2 separate regions of the Homo sapiens genome follow, and region 2 is linked to region 1. The links are chromatin loops, found by intact Hi-C in ENCODE. Cell type or tissue: CD4-positive, alpha-beta T cell. All regions are shown on one strand. Links, peaks and the distances in the headings refer to the core of each region. The heading gives the core; the rest is flanking DNA. Region 1 has its middle 15 kb from the start of LUZP1. Region 2 has its middle 6.8 kb from the start of EPHB2.

Region 1 (8,331 bases), core at 323-8,322:
CCAGTGGGGAAAAAGGAAAGAAAGATGAAATACGGACTAATTAGGGTAGAAATGGTGGGCTGAGTTTTCTAAGGATAGTAACTGTGAAGAACAAACAAATCATGGTTCTGAGTTTCCTGGCAGTCAAAGCAAAGAGGGAACCAGGATGAGTTACAAACTGTGTAGGAAGTAGTAAACATGTGATTGAATACACAGACCCTGGAGGCAAATTACATTGTTTTGAAACCCAACTCTACCACTTACTAGTCACACGACCTTAAGTAGTTGTTTAATTTCTCTGTGCTTCTGTTGCTTCTTCTGAAAAACAGGATAATATAATAATAAACCCCTTTCTTAGGGTCCCTGGAAGGATTAAATGACTTCAGACATATTTAGTTCTTTTTTTCATTTTGTTTTGTTTTTTGAGGTGGAGTCTCGCTCTGTCGCCCAGGCTGGAGTGCAGTGGTGCAATCTCAGCTCACTGCAACCTCTGCCTCCCAGGTTCAAGTAATTCTCCTGCCTCAGCCTCCTGAGTAGCTGGGATTACAGGCACCTGCTGCCACGCCTGGCTAATTTTTGTATTTTTAGTAGAGACAGGGTTTCACCATGTTGGCCAGGCTGGTCTCGAAATCCTGATTCGAGTGATTCACCTGCCTCAGCCTCCCAAAGTGCTGCGATTATAGGCATGAGCCACCGCGCCCAGCTGCATATTTCATTCTCATAACAGGCCTGTTACATGGTAAATCGTATAGAAGAATTAGCTATTGCTGTGATATGGTTGGAAGAATCAGGCCAGTGATTTGGGAGAGACAAATTTTTCCCTGCATTAAACTCTCAGGGAATGTATTACACATGTGACCCTAATACAATGGATGGTTCCTCAATCAGACAGAGTTGTGCCCCGTGTCACATGGTTGTTTCTTTTTTTTTTTTTTTTTTTTTTTTTTGAGACAGAGTCTTGCTCTGTAGCCCAGGCTGGAGTGCAGTGGCACGATCTCAGCTCACTGCAACCTCTGCCTCCTGGGTCCCAGTTCAAGCAATTCCTCTGCCTCAGTCTCCCGAGTAGCTGGGATTACAGGCACGTGCCACCATGCCTAGCTAATTTTTGTATTTTTGGTAGAGACAGGGTTTCACCATGTTGGCCAGGATGGTCTTGAACTCCTAACCTCGTGATCTGCCTGCCTCGGCCTCCCAAAGGTTGTTTCTCTTATTTTTGGTCCAGACAAACCTTGGTATTCTACTCACTGGGTAATTCTGGGGCAGGATACTAGGGTAACCTAAGGCCCTAGGGACCTTTCTGCTGACAGGCCAGGTAAGTGTAGTAATGAAGGGCAAAGGGGTTAGTGTCAGACAGACCCAGGAACGTTTGTTAACTTCTTCAAGCCTCAGTTTCTTCATCCACACAGTGAGAACAATAACACAAAAACACCATGAAAGGGTTGCTATAAAGATTACATGAAAGAATGTACATAAGGCCAGGCACGGTGGCTCATGCCTGTAATCCCAGCACTTTGGGAGACCGAGGCGGGTGGATCACCTGAGATTGGGAGTTCAAGACCAGCCTGACCAACATGGAGAAACTCTGTCTCTATTAAATATATAAAATTAGCCAGGCGTGGTGGCATATGCCTGTAATCCCAGCTACTGGGGAGGCTGAGGCAGGAGAATCGCTTGAACCTGGGAGGTGGAGGTTGTGGTGAGCCGAGATCACACCATTGCACTTCAGCCTGGGCAACAAAAGCAAAACTCCGTCTCAAAAAAAAAAAGAAAAAGAAAAAAAAAGAATGTACATAAAACGTTTATCACAATAACTAGTATTATAGGAAGACTTCAGTATACAACCACCCACAAAATAAAAAGGAAACTAGCAAAATAAAACAGAGAATATCACGTAGAACCCCTGGAAGAAGCAGAATAATTTTTAATGTTTCAAAAATTGGAACAGAGGCCAGGTGCAGTGGTTAATGCTTGTAATCCAACACTTTGGGAGGATAAGGTGGGAGGATTGCTTGAGCTCAGGAGTTTGAGACCAGCCTGGGCAACAAAGTGAGACCTTGTCTCTACAAAAAATAAAAAAATCAGCCGGGCACAGAAGGCTGAGGTGAGAGGATCGCTTCAGCCTAGAAGGGCGAGGCTGCACTGAGCTACAATTGCGCCACTGTACTCCAGCCTGGCGACAGAGCTAAATTCCGTCTCAAAAAAAAAAAAAAAATGCCAGGCGCAAGTGGCTCATGTCTGTAATCCCAGCACTTCGGGAGGCCAAGGCGGGTGGATCACGGGGTCAGGAGATCGAGACTATCCTGGCTAACACAGCAAAACTCCGTCTCCACTAAAAAAAACACAAAAAATCAGCCAGGCGTGGTGGTGGGTGCCTGTAGTCCCAGCTACTTGGGAGGCTGAGGCAGGAGAATGGCGTGAATCCGGGAGGCGGAGCTTGCAGTAAGTCGAGATCGAGCCACTGCACTCCAGCCTGGGCGACAGAGCAAGACTCTGTCTCAAAAAAAAAAAAAAAAAAAAAAAAAGTGGAACAGAAATGGCACATTTCCCCCAGAATGTGGTCCTGGGCTGTCCAAAGCATCATTTCTTTGCTTCTGGCTGGAATTCTCTTGGCGTAACTTAGTGTGGTATCAGCTCAGACTGGCCAGTTTTTGAAGCCACCCTGGCCTGGAGACGTGCTGCAAAGCCAGAATGACCACCCTGCCCCAACAACAGACTGTCTTTGATGGGGGCTGAGAACCTGAAGCTTCCCTTATTGAGTGCTTCCTAGGCACCCAGTGCTGTGCTGAGTTTTACACACATTCCCTCGTCCAGCCCCCACAGTAGTCTCAAGGCACGAGCCCTATTCATAATCACATTTTACAGATGAGGAAACTGAGGCTCAGAAAGGCAACATGGGCCAGGCACAGTGGCTCACGCCTGTAATCCCAGCATTTTGGGAGGCCAAAGCAGGTGGATCACTTAAGGTCAGGAGTTCGAGACAAGCCTGGCCAACATAGCGAAACCTCGTATCTACTGAAAAACACGTACAAAAATTAGCTGGGAGTGGTGGCATGCACCTTTAGTCCCAGCTACTCGGGAGGCTGAGGCACAAGAATTGCTTGAACCCAGGAGGCGGGTGTTGCAGTGAGCCAAGATCTCACCACTGCACTCCAGCCTGGGCGAAAGAGTGAGGCTCTGTCTGAAAAAAAAAAAAAGAAAGAAAGAAAGAAAAAAGAAAGCAAGCCAAAGTGACCTGGCCACAACCACACAGCCAAGAGGAGACAGAGCTGGGACCTGAACAAGATGTGTCTGGTGCCATTATGTGTTCCTAACCATTAGATCGCACACTGCCTCTGCCCTCCAACCTGACCCAGAATCTAGCTTCTTTCATTAGCCACCTGTCTCTTCCCAGGCCGTCTGATTATATCGAAGATCTCCCTGGACACACCTGCTGCTGGGACCAACCACTCTTCCTCTCTGGCCCCAGGGCAGCCCCTTACCCTGTGGGAGCTGTCTCCTGGGCAAGCCAGACAAATTTCACTCGAGTGCCCCTTCACCGATGAGAAGCTCTGAGTGGATGAAAAATCAGCTATCAGTGTAATCACCCCATTCCAGCCTGCAGCTCTTCTAGTTGGACTCTGCCTCCAGGCTCCCCCACCTCCATTCCTTGTTTTTGTTTTTGTTTTTTGAGATGAAGTCTCGCTCTATCACCCTGGCTGGAGTGCAGTGGCATGATCTTGGCTCACTGCAAGTTCTGCCTCCCTGATTCAAGCGATTGTCCTGCCTCAGCCTCCTGAGTAGCTGCAATTACAGGTGCATGCCACCACACCTAGGTAATTTTTATATTTTTAGTAGAGATGGGGTTTCGAAATGTTGGCCAGGCTGGTCTCAAACTCCTGACCCCAAGTGATCTGCCCGCCTCAGCCTCCCAAAGTGCTGGGATTACAGGCGTGAGCCACCACGCCCGGCCCATTTCTTCTTTTACACCCAGCTTGAGTGATTGGTTTCAACACTGGTCTAACTGTATCATTCCTTTGCTAAATAATCTTCAATAGCTCCCTGTTGCTCCCAGGATAAAGTTCAAAGTAGATAGCTTGGTCAAGTCCCCAAGGCCCAGCTTATTTCTCCAACCCTCTCTTTCTTCTCAGGCACTCTAGACTCTCAGCACCCCCGAACTCTAGACTCTCAGCACCCCTGAATCATTCACCATTTTCAGCCTCAGACCCTTTGCACATCTGTGTGTCATGAAATGAACAGAAGTATGGATGAGCTTTCACACATATCCTGGGCTGTGAAGCTGTTGGATTCCATCAGCCTTACCTTCTCTGGGTGGCAGCAAAGACTTCCTGCCTTCTTGCAGAAACTTCTCTGCTGGACTGGAGTTGACCATCAACTGTCTGGAAAAGGGACCTGTCAGGAAGAGGGCACCAGCAGTTCCAACTCTGTGTAGAGCCCCAGTAAATGAGGACCTTATCTTGTACCCAAATCTAAGTGTCAGAGGCTACCTCGTGAGCTAGGTGTCAGGGAGTTCCCCCTGCAGCAAAAGGAAGCTAGGTTTCCCACCCGGTCTGTGTGATGCCTGCATCCAGGCTCTTAGCCACTACTCCATACTACCTCCTTGACTGAGGCAGAATTCACCTCTGTATATGTATAATGTATATGTATATATGTATAATGTATACAGTACAATGCTGTCCTAGCCTTGACCTCCCAGGCTTAAGGCATTCTCCCACCTCAGCCTCCTGAATAGCTGGGACTACAGGCATGCACCACCACACCCAGCTAGTTTTTGTGTTTTTTGTAGAGACGGAGTTTCACCGTGTTGCCCAGGCTGGTCTCAAACTCCTGAGCTCAAGAGATCCACCTGCCTCGGCCTCCAAAGGTGCTGCAATTACAGGTACAAGCCACCGCGCCAGGCTGGCTTTGCTATTCCCCGCTCACCATTCCCCCTTGCAAAGGAAAATTGATCGGAAGAGGAAGGAGCCCACCCACCTTTGATTTCTGCACTTTTTCCTGGTGCCTCTGCGCCACCTGGTGGCCATATCTAAAATAAATTAGGATTTCTGAAGAAAGCTTTAAGGAGGTGTAGGGTGGGTCCACTTAACAACAAAATTCTCAACAGCAAACTTTTCATCCCAGTCCACATTTCTCTATAAGGCCCCAGGTCTCACCAGTGCCTGAGGTTATGAGAAAGGCAGAAGTGAATTTTGTCCCACTGAAGAATCTTGGGTCTGTCACTGCCCCTTCTGGGATCAGTTTCCTCATCTGTTAATAAAAAAGGCAGGAGGCCGAGTGCGGTGGCTCACACCTGTAATCCCAGCACTTTGGGAGGCTGAGGCAAGTGGATCACCTGAGGTCAGGAGTTTGAGACCAGCCTGGCCAACATGGTGAAACCCCATCTCTACTAAAAATACAAAAATTAGCCGGGCGTGGTGGCAGCCACCTGTAGTCCCAGCTACCCGGCAGGCTGAGGCAGGAGAATCACTTGAATCTGGGAGGTGGAGGTTTGGTGAGCTGAGATCACACCACTGCACTTCACCCTGGGTGGCAGAGCGAGACTCCCTCTCAAAAAAAGAAAGAGGCAGGAGGGGACTGGGCGCTACCAGCTCTGACATTCTAGGATTCATGTCTAAAGTGACTCTGCCTCCTCCCTTAGCTCAGTGAGCAAAATGTAAGCTCCCGGAGGGCAGGGAAGTTGCTGGCTTGTTCAATCTCTATCCCAAGTGCATGGGCAGTGCTTTGTACATAGGAGATACTTTATTGGGTTTGGGGCTATATTAATAGAAGCACTGTGTGTACAGTGAGGGAGATGATAGTCCTTCTGTCCGTGTCTAGAGAACTGTGTTCCATTTTGGGATCAGAACTTTGACTGGAACATGGAAAAAGTATAACTTATCCATAGGATGATGAACAAGATGATGGCTGGGGGGACCTCAAAATCACATTTTATGGGGAAGAGTTGAAGGAGCCACTCTCTGACTGTGGTATATAAAATACTGAAGGGGTGCAATGTGTCCACTTCAAACATCTGAAGAGAGCACGTGGGCTTTGAGAACTAGGAACCAGGGGCTGCCACTTCTGGGAGACAGATTTTTCTTTCCCCAAAACCAAGGGAAGCTTTCAGTCAGAGCTCAATAAAGAACAAATATGCATTTGATCTCAGTCTGTCCCTAATGTGCTTTTAAGCTTGGCAAGTTCCCTCATGACTTTGAACCTCAGTTTTCTCACATATAAAATGGGCATAATATGGAACATGCAGGAACATGCAGGCCTCCCAAAGTGCTGGGATTACAGGCATGAGCCACCACGCCTGGCCAAGTTCTAAGTTTATCTTCAATTTGACTTTTTTTTTTTATGTTATGAGGGAATCATAGAAAGCATGTTTAAAGTGCCGAGTGGGCCAGGCACAGTGGCTCATGCCTGTAATCCCAGCACTTTGGGAGGCTGAGGTGGGCGGATCACGAGGTCAGGAGTTTGAGACCAGCCTGGCCAGTATGGTGAAACGCCCATCCCTACTAAAAATACAAAAATTAGCTGGGCATGGCGGCAGGTGCCTGTAATCCCAGTTACTCAGGAGGCTGAGGCAGGAGAATCGCTTGAACCCGGGAGGTGGAGGTTGCAGTGAGTTGAGATTGCGCCATTGCCCTCCACCCTGGCAACAAGAGTGGAACTCTGTCTCAAAAATAAATAATAAAAATAAATAAAGTGCCAAGTGCAAGGCCTGGCACCTGACTAGTTTTGGGTTAGTGTAGCTATGGTTAAAAAAATACAGAAAGGGTAGGGAGCGGTGGCTCATGCCTGTAATCCCAGCACTTTGGGAGGCCGAGGCGGTCGGATCACGAGGTCAAGAGATCAAGACCATCCTGGCCAACATGGTGAAACCCCGTCTCTACTAAAAATACAAAAAAAAAAAAATTATCTGGGTGTGGTGGCGCATGCCTGTGGTCCCAGCTATTCAGGAGGCTGAGGCAGAATAATCGCTTGAACCCAGGAGGCGGAGTTTGCAGTGAGCCGGGATCGTGCCACGGCACTGCAGCCTCGCGATAGAGCGAAACTCTGTCTTAAAAAAAAAATAGAGAAAGGTGATGAGCACCCTCTCAAACAACTGGTACAAGTGTTGCCAAGGAGGTGGTAGAGGCTGATGGCTAGCCATGCTGGCTCTCAGGTCATACTGCTAGATGTAATTCTGACTTTGCTATTTATTTATTTTTGTTTTATTTTTTGAGATAGGGTATTGCTCTGTCACCCAGGCTACAGTGCAGTGGCATGAACATGGCTCACTACAGCTTCAACCTCTCAGGTTCAAGGGATTCTCCCACCTCAGCCTCCTGAGTAGCTGGGACTACAGGTGCATGCCACCAAACCTGTCTAGTTTTTGTGTTTTTTTGTAGAGATGGGGTTTCACCATGTTGCCCAGGCTGGTATCAAACTCCTGAGCTCAAGGAATCCGCCCACCTAGGCCTCAGAAAGTACTGGGATTACAGGCTTGAACTATCATGCCCGCTGTCTTTGCTATTTAGTTGCAGCAATACCTTGAGTGAATTACTTAACCATTCTGAGTCTCAGTTTACCCATCTGCAAAATGGGGATAATAGTAGTTCCCACTTCACCAATTATAATGCATAAGCTGCTGCTCTGATGTTAGAGATCTGATTGGGATTGTCCTGGATGACCTTGAAGGCCCTCTCCCATCTGATACCCTCTAGGTCTAGAATTCCTACTCCTTCCCTTGGGAGCAAAATAGACGGGGGCCAGGGAAGCAGGTAAATGCACTATCTTAAGACCCTCAGATGCAGAGGACTACTCACATCTATCCTTGCCAGTGACCGTGTAAAAAGGGCACTTCTGCCTTCCTCCCCTCAGTCCACCTCTTCCTGTGACAGGTGGCTGGAATGCACCTGAGGGAGCTGAGGGCGTGGGGTGCGGCACAGGCTTGGTGGAGGACCGGCTGTCTGGCTTTGTAATCTGTTTCATGCACTTTGGTCCCCAGAGGAACTGTGAGCTCCATGAGGGACCCAGCTGCTGTATGGAGAACAGAAATTAGTCAACAGCATGGGGAGGATCAATGGGGAGGATCAGAGGTTGCCAACTGGTGGCCCAGAGGCCAAACCTTGTTCACAGGCTTGTTTGGTGATCTACATAGTTGCACCGTGTTTTCTGTGTGTGTGTGTGTGTGTGTGTGTGTGTGTGTATGTGTTTAGTTAATTCCTTATAAGCTAACTGTGGCCTAGTCTCATTCAATAACCTCCCCCAGTTTTGAACGCTCCAGAGTTGAGCATAGGCCCCAACCACCCTGAGGTTAACATTATTATTACCCACATTGTACAGAACAAACTGAGGCAGAGAGACATGAAGCAAGACTGTGGAAAAACT
Region 2 (8,331 bases), core at 15-8,014, 480 kb before region 1:
TCACCATCCACGGCCTCATTTGCATAATCCCCACAATCCAATGCAGACCCAGCTTCCCTTTGTGATATTAATTAAGAGGAGGAAAATGTCCTGGACAAGAACTGGCTCCCGTTTTTCAACCATTGTCCCTTCATGCCACTCCCCACTGCTTCATCCCTCCCAAATGTGTCATGGGTATGGTGCAGAATCGGAATTCAGAAACAAAAGGTTTGACCCGCTACCCATGTGCCCCCCATTCCTGTGTCCCCCAGGGGCTGCCTGGGCCCCTGAAGCCAATGGAAGAAGGCCTGCCCCTGCTCAGAGGCCATGGACCGATGGGTGCTGAATGCTCAAATGTGTGATAAAATAGGCCATTTGCATTTAAATATTAACCCTAGAGGAAAATAATAGACTATTAGTTAATAAACGGAATTGACAAGCTGGCTGCATTCCAATTCCACCTCAGACAGTTGCAGTGCTCAGCTCGGCCCAGCTGTTGAGATGGTCCTAGAAAAACGGAAACCACCCGCCTTATCTCCTTGGACTCCCCTTGGGCTCCTTGTCCCAGACTTCCCAGTTGGAAATCTTAGGCCAACTGCCAATTCCACTCCATGAGCTGGAGAACATCTCACCATCATTGCCCACTAACTTGCTGTGTGACCTTGAGTTGGTTACTTTCCTTCTCTGAGACCTAGTTTCTTCATTTATAAAATGAGAGGGATGGAGAAGTTGATTCCAGGCTGGCTCTTCCAAATCTAAAGATTCTAGCGTTCTGGCCGTGTATGGTGGCTCATGTCTGTAATCCCAGCACTTTGAGGGGCTCAGGTGGGTGGATCATCTGAGGTCAGGAGTTCAAGACCAGCCTGGCCAACATGGTCAAACCCTGTCTCTACTAAAAATACCAAATTTAGCTGGGCATGGTGGCAGGCACCTGTAATCCCAGCTACTTGGGAGGCTGAGGCAGGAGAATCGCTTGAACACAGGAGGCAGAGGTCGCAGTGAGCCAAGATCACGCCACTGCACTCCAGCCTAGGTGACAAGACTGAAACTCCTTTAAAAAAAAAAAAATAGATGATAGCATTCTGTCATCATCAATATCAAGAACATGGGTTGAAAACTGACTATAGGCACAGTTCACCTCAACATTTTGAGGCCTATTTCCTGGGAACAGAGTCTATCCAAGGAACATCTGTGAAGGCTGAGAAGTTTAGGCTCACTACCCTCAAAGCTCCTTCTCCTTCCTTTATCTCAGTTCCCCTCCTGGACCCCAAATGCCTGTTCCCATCTGAATGCAGAGATAGAAAAGCACTGGGACATCTGAGTTCTACTCCTGACACTGCTCCAACCCACCATGAGACCCTGGCCAGGGCTCTACCCTCTCTTAGGAGACCCAAAGTCAGCAGGGCTTTGGACTGGCCAGGGGCCCAGGTGGTACTCCACCCACACTGGGCTGAGGTGCTGACTGGGCCAATCCCAGTCTCTCCTGAATGGCACAGAAAGAGTCAGGCAGACGAGGTGGGTACTGAGAGGGAGCAACCTGCCAAGAGAAGGAAGGTACAGAGTCTTTGTCAAGCATCCTAAGAGAATTTGGGGCAGTGAATAAGATGATGTTTGTAAAATGCTCAGCACTGCCCCTGGCACCAACTCGTTTTGTTTTGTTTTTGTTTGTTTGTTTGTTTTGAGACAGGGTCTTGCTCTGTTGCTCAGGCTGGAGTGTAGTGGTGCAATCATAACTCACTGCAGCCTCAACCTCCTGGGCTCAAGGGATTCTCTCACCTCACCCTCCCAAGTAGCTAGAACTACAGGTGTGCACTACCACGCCCCACTAATTTTTTTATTTTTATTTTTGTAGAGACAGGATCTTGCTATGTTGCCCAGGCTCATTTTGAACTCCCGGCCTCAAGTGATCCTCCCACCTTGGCCTCCCAAAGTGCTGGGATTACAGGTGTGAGCCACCACGCCCAGCCAGTAATTGTTATTATTATCATTATCTCAGTAGCTACAGATGCCTTTGATTCTCAATAACTACAAGTCCTATTCAGGCCCCCTAAGGCTTTTGCTGGGTTCCAATAAGTCCTGATCACAAAGTAGAGATTCCTGGGTTTTGATTGCCTTATGTGTCCTTCCAAAAACTCCTTAGTCAATTTCTTGCAATCCAGAGAATCATCATGGCTCACATGTCACTACCTCCTAGAAGCCTGCCTGCTTATCATCATGTCCTCTCCTCTCTGTCTGTCCAACCAACCAACCATCCATCCATCCATCCACGCGTCCATTTGGCAAACACTTCCAGAACGTCTTCTTTGCCTGGTCCTCTTTAAATGTGAATCAGCTAAAACCTTTCCAGAGAGCTTAGCTACACCCACACCCAGTTCCATGACTTTTTTCTTCTCACGTCCAGGGTCCTTAAAAAATGGGACCTGTGCCTTACCCTTCTGTATGTGTCCCCAACCCCAGTGCCCAGCCTAGTCTGGATCTTTTCTGTGATTGTACCCGGATAGGGGACAGCTGTCCTGGCCTTCAGAGCCTCCACACCCAGCTCACTCGCCCAGCTCCCCCACCCTGCTGCACCTCTGTTACCAGGAACCCATCAAAACAGCATTATCAAACTCCAGGAGAGACGCAGATTGGGAAACGGTCGGCCAGGGGAATAGCCATAAAATTCTGTGTGCTCCTGTGGGGCGCAAAGATCAAAGTATCCCATATCAGTCTCAGTATACAACCGTAACAACATAACAACCTTTTACCTGGATACGGCACTCCACAGTTGACAGAGGTGTTTCCCATCTCCTGGCTTCTTTCATCTTCCAACAGGGCCCCTGGCCACAAGGAAACTGAGGTTCAAGAAGTTACACAACCACCCAAAGCCACACAGAAAGTAAAGGGCTGAGTTGGGATTTCAACTCGTTTCTCCTGACATTAAATCCAGTGCCTTTGCAACCATATCATAGCTACAAGCTTCGGAAAGGCCTTAATCTGGGGAATTGGGAGACCTGGCTCCCAGCCCAGCATTCAGGAGTCTGTTGAGCGACCTTAGCTAAGTCACTTCCTCTCCTGCCTGCAGTTTCCTCCACTGTAAAGTGAAAGGGCTGCCAGGCTCACAAGGTTGTTGCAAGGATTAAAGCAGATGATGGGTGGGAACAGACTGTGGAAACAGGCTACCCACTGAAGCTAGACACCCACCCACCCACCAGGAGCCTCACCTACAAGCTAGACAAGCCAGGCCCTCCCAGCTCCCAGGAGGAAGTGAGTCTTTGGCTCCACGTGGTAATGGAGCTACTGGGAGCTACATGGCTCACAGCTACTGGGTAGCATTTTACCACTTATTTCCTATGCCAAGAAGGTTCTTTGTACTGGTGGGAGAGAAGTTTCCATTCATTCTAGCAAGCAATTAGTCAGTGCCCATGTGTCAGGCCCTTTGCTGGACTTGGATTCAGGGGTGAACAGAATGTAGTCTGCCCTAGGGCAGCTTCACGTATGGATGGGGCATGAACTCGCAGGGAAAGGAAATTGACATTTCACAGGTATTCTCTAATGCCAGGTATTTTCTGTTTGTCGTTGCATGCTATGCTCATCACGAACCTATAAGGATCTGGTCCACTTGACAAATAAGGAAATTTGAGGGCTGGGTGCAGTGGCTCATGCCTGTAATTCCAGCATTTTTGGAGGCTGAGGTGGGAGGATCGCTTGAGCCCTGAAGTTTGAGGCTGCAATGAGCTATGATCACGCCTCTGTACTCCAGCTTATGCAACAGAGTGAGACCTATCTCTAAAATAAAAAAAAAGAGAGAAAAAAACTGAGGCTTAACGAGGTTGAGTATTCTCCCTGCTCAAGATCATGCATGATTCTAACACATCCCTTCCCTAACTCCAAAGGCCACACTCTTTCTGCTCCTCAAGGCTACTTTGCAAGAACATAGGATGAAGGAAATTGAGGTGTGTGTCATCAGCAGGCTGGGGAGGTTTCCAGAAGGGGCATGGGTCTATGGAAGGATTCCTGAGGAGCTGGTCTGTGATGAGGTCTTTGGAGGATAAGCAGAATTCTGGAAGACAGGATGGGGAGAAATGTGGTCTAGCGTGAAGCTGAGCATGAGGAAAGAGTGGAGGTGAGAAAATGGAGGAGTTCCTGGAGACCTGAGGACAATGGTTTGGCTGGGGCAGAGGGTACCTGGAGGTGAACAGTGAGACAAGACTGGGAAGGTGGGCTGGGTCCCGTCCTTGAAGGGCCTCAAATGCCAGGCTAGGGAGTTTATATTTATTGCAGGGGGGAGTAGGGGGGCATTCAAGACTTGTGAGCAGGAAAGTGGCTCCAACAAAGGGGCTTAAGGGTTAAGAGCAGAGAACCAGAGAAACAGGATGAGATTTAATAAGATTCATCCTTGTACTTTGCACTTAATTTCCCTCTGACATTAAATAATTTAAAACACTGAACATGTACTGTGGACAAGGCCCCGTGCTTGTCCACATGGATTATCTCATTTCAGCCTCACAGCTCTAGGGGATAGGCACTATTATTAGTCCATGTTACAGATCAGGAGACTGAGACAGAAAAGTAGACTGGCCTGAGGACTCCGTGCTTATAAGAGGTGGTGCTGGATTTGCACCCAGGCAGTCCTCTCCCCAAGCTACGACCCTTTAGAATGACAGCAGGAGGGAAGCCCTTCTCCAGAATGAAAACTCAGATGACCCCTTCCCCAGAAGGCTGGTCATGAAGTGGGGTGCAGGGCCAGGGGTCAAAAGTGGAAACCCAGGACCCCTGCACCTCTTGCCTCTGGCCACCTCCCTGATGGTTCTCCTAGAGGGTGAATTCACTTCCAGGACCACCAGGTGGCAGTCAAGAGACTGGCTAATTGGAGCTGCAGCCCAGCCCAGCCTCCTCCAGCTCTGAGTCACAAAGACCCAGGGCTGACAGTGAGGAGTCAAGCAAAGGGTGGCTTTCAGGGAACTCTCCCCTCCTGGTTGCTTCTCTCCATTCTCCCTGCAGCCTCTGTGCTCAGAGGGGCATCCAAAGTGGAGCTGGGTTCGCAGGTACCTCCAGGAGAAGTGGGAAAGCAGGAGAGTTTCTGGTTTCACGGCCCATCACCCCCCTGGAATAGTATGCAGTGGTTAGCAATGATGTTTCCAGAGGGTTTTTAACAACCCAAGGGAATGCTCACTCCATGGTGCTGGGTGGGAAAAAATAGGACACAGCACCATACAGACAGCAAGATTATAGTTACATGCAAAATACTTGTGCCTTAAAAAAAAAGTACCTGGATGGAAACAGATCAAAATATTAGTAGTGGCTCTCAGGCTGTGGAGATTAGAGGTGGTTTTTGTTTTCTTTCTTATCTCTTCTATATCTTCTTTATTTTTAACAATAAGTATGTGTTTCTTTTATCATAAGGTAGAAAGAAAAGATTTCTTGAAAGTGGGAAGAAAGAGGATTAGCTATCAAGGCATTTTTTTATCTTTTAAATGTAACCTCCTCCAGGAAGCTTTCTCCCCTTCTCTAAGCAGAAGTAGTGACTCCCTCCTCTGTGCCCGCAGAAGGTTTGGACAACCTCTATTAAACAGCACTTTGAGTTCCTTAGGATAACTATTGCCGTCAGTGTCTATATCTGTGCTATCCAATAATGGTAGCCACTAGCCACCAGCCACACGTGTCTATTGAATACTTGAAATGTAGCTAGTGCAAGTTGAGCTATGCTGAAATATAAAATGCATGCTACATTGCAAAGGCTTCGTGTGAAAAAAGAATGTAAAATGGTTCATTCATTACATGCTGAAATGATAATATTTTGGATATATTGGGTTAATAAATATATTAAAATTAACTCCATCTATTTCTTTTTCTTTTTTTTAAATATGCCTACTAGAAATGGTTTAATTATATGTGGGGCTTAGATCATATTTCTATTGGACAGTGCTGGTTCATGAGCTTCATGAGGGTAGATCTGGGGCTCTCAACTCAGGCCCAGAAAGGGGAAGAGCCCTGTCTGAGGTCACACAGCCAACTGGTGACAGAACTAGAATTTGAGCCATGTCTCTGTACATTTATGCAGCCAATAGACACAGGAAAAAATGCTCATCATCACTGGCCATCAGAGAAATGCAAATCAAAACCACAATGAGATACCATCTATACCAGTTAGAATGGTGATCATTAAAAAGTCAGGAAACAACAGATGCTGGAGAGGATGTGGAGAAATAGGAACACTTTTACACCGTTGGTGGGACTGAAAACTAGTTCAACCATTGTGGAAGACAGTGTGGCGATTCCTCAAGGATCTAGAACTAGAAATACCATTTGACCCAGCGATCCCATTACTGGGTATATACCCAAAGGATTATAAATCGTGCTGCTATAAAGACACATGCACACATATGTTTATTGAGGCCCTATTCACAATAGCAAAGACTTGGAACCAACCCAAATGTCCATCAATGATAGACTGGATTAAGAAAATGTGGCACATAAACACCATGGAATACTATGCAGCCTTAAAAAAGGATGAGTTCATGTCCTTTATAGGGCCATGGATGAAGCTGGAAACCATCATTCTGAGCAAACTATCACAAGGGCAGAAAACCAAACACCGCATGTTCTCACTCATAGGTGGGAATGGAACAATGAGAACACTTGGACACAGGTGGGGAACATCACACGTCAGGGCCTGTTGTGGGGTGGGGGCAGTGGGGAGGGATAGCATTAGGAGAAATACCTAATGTAAATGACGAGTTAATGGGTGCAGCACACCAGCATGGCACATGTATACATATGTAACAAACCTGCACGTTGTGCACATGTATCCTAGAACTTAAAGCATAATAAAAAATATATATAGTAAAAAAAAAGAAATTCCCCCTGGCCTGGCACTGGCTGTAGGGATGGTTTGACCCACAAATGGCCATGTGACCCCATCAATCCTGCATCAGTCAGCAAAGCCACTGGGATGGGAGTCAGAGACTTGGGTACACCGAGAGGGGATGTCTATTCTATGTTTTCTCTGGGCTCTGCCACTCAGTGTAACATGTTTCCCCCCTTCAAGAGCCCCACTACCTTTCCCCTCAGGAAGAAGGAGCCTCAGGGAAAGCAAAGGGAGCCTAGAGCTCATTGGCATCCTCTGGTATGGCTGAGATCCTCACCAAGGTCCTGTTGCCCCCACTGAATCCACGACAAAGAGAGGGCTGAAAGTGGCCTCAGAGAAACCACCTTGGCCAATGCCCTCATTTGGCATTTGTGGCAAGTGGGGCCCAGAGACGGTGAGTACCCTGCCCAAGGTCACACAGTAAGTTAAGGGAGGGCTAGGGAGTTAAGGGAGTCAAGTTAAGGGAAGCAAGTTAAGAGAGCCCCTGGTGTCTCCATCTAGGGGCTCTAGAGGCCAGCCCAGCCCCACAGACCGGGAGGATGGTGGCATGGGTTAACACATGGGGTCCCCCAGGCCCTGCTCAGCCAAGTTCATGCTATTTCCTCTACCTCCAATCTATCCAGTCTCAACTTATAATCCTCCATGACTCCCCCATTGAGGTTAAACTACAATCCATATTCTCCCTCCCTGATGTAACCTCCTCCACGCTCCAGTTGATTGCCGTACTTCAGCTCCTATTCCCAGAGGGTACCCAGTGTGTTCCCACCTCAGGGCCTTTGCCTCTGCAGTTTCTTCCACCTGGAGCTCTCTTCCCACATGTTGGCATGGTAGACTCCTCGCTGTCCAGCTTTTAGCTGCCATGTTGCCTAAGAGGCCTTCCCTGATTCCCCTGGCCAGAGCAGCCCCCTGCCCTCCGTCAATCACTGCCCCATCACCCTGGTCATTATCTTTCTCGCACTTACCATTATCGTTATTAGCTTGTCCCTATATAGGTCTCTCTGCAGCAGAATATAGGCTCCCAGAGAGCAGGGCCTTGTCTGGCAGGTCCACAGCTGCGTCCCTGCCTCCTCAGTGCCTGGTATGCAGGAGGTGCCCAACTAATGTTTGTCAATCAACTCTGATTGAAAGAGACCTAGACAAGACAGGTCACTGAAGCCTCACTCCAGCTGCACCAAAAACAAACAAAAAACCCCAAACCTTCCACATGTCTTTGGGCAAGTGGCCCCTCTTTGGGCCCCAATTTCCCCGTCTGAAAAATGGCGTTCCCTGGCTGCCGGGCTGGCTCGCAGGATAGGCTGGTTGAATTAGCATGAGTCGAGTTGATGGGTGTGAACGCTGCTTTGTAAACTGTTAAAGCGTGATTGCAAATTCGAGTAGCTGTTGTCATTAGACAAATGAAGCTTAAACCGCCTCCTCCTCTGCTGAGGAGGGGATTGGGTCAGATGCTCCCTGGGGCCTCCTGCCCTGGCAGTGTACAGTATAGTTTTGCATCCAGGCACTGC

Evidence for each region. Peaks named below come from ENCODE experiments on the same cell type or tissue, not always from the same donor. Only the 100,000 strongest peaks of a DNase experiment are listed, where the experiment ranks them.
Region 2: a loop joins it to region 1, with 6 times the contacts of the local background. A loop is called at or near these places in 2 of 110 quality-filtered maps.

What each region holds. Positions count from the first base shown.
Region 1 is chr1:23,179,871-23,188,201 of GRCh38, forward strand. No RefSeq gene overlaps it. Among named protein-coding and RNA genes, the nearest start is that of LUZP1, 15 kb to the left of the region's middle. In CD4-positive, alpha-beta T cell, for the core only: CTCF peaks have their summits at 4,978 (motif pointing left) and 5,179; DNase peaks (open chromatin) are centred at 4,481 and 4,981; H3K4me3 peaks cover 387 bases.
Region 2 is chr1:22,699,826-22,708,156 of GRCh38, forward strand. No RefSeq gene overlaps it. Among named protein-coding and RNA genes, the nearest start is that of EPHB2, 6.8 kb to the right of the region's middle. In CD4-positive, alpha-beta T cell, for the core only: a CTCF peak has its summit at 4,780 (motif pointing right); a DNase peak (open chromatin) is centred at 4,836; H3K27me3 peaks cover 117 bases.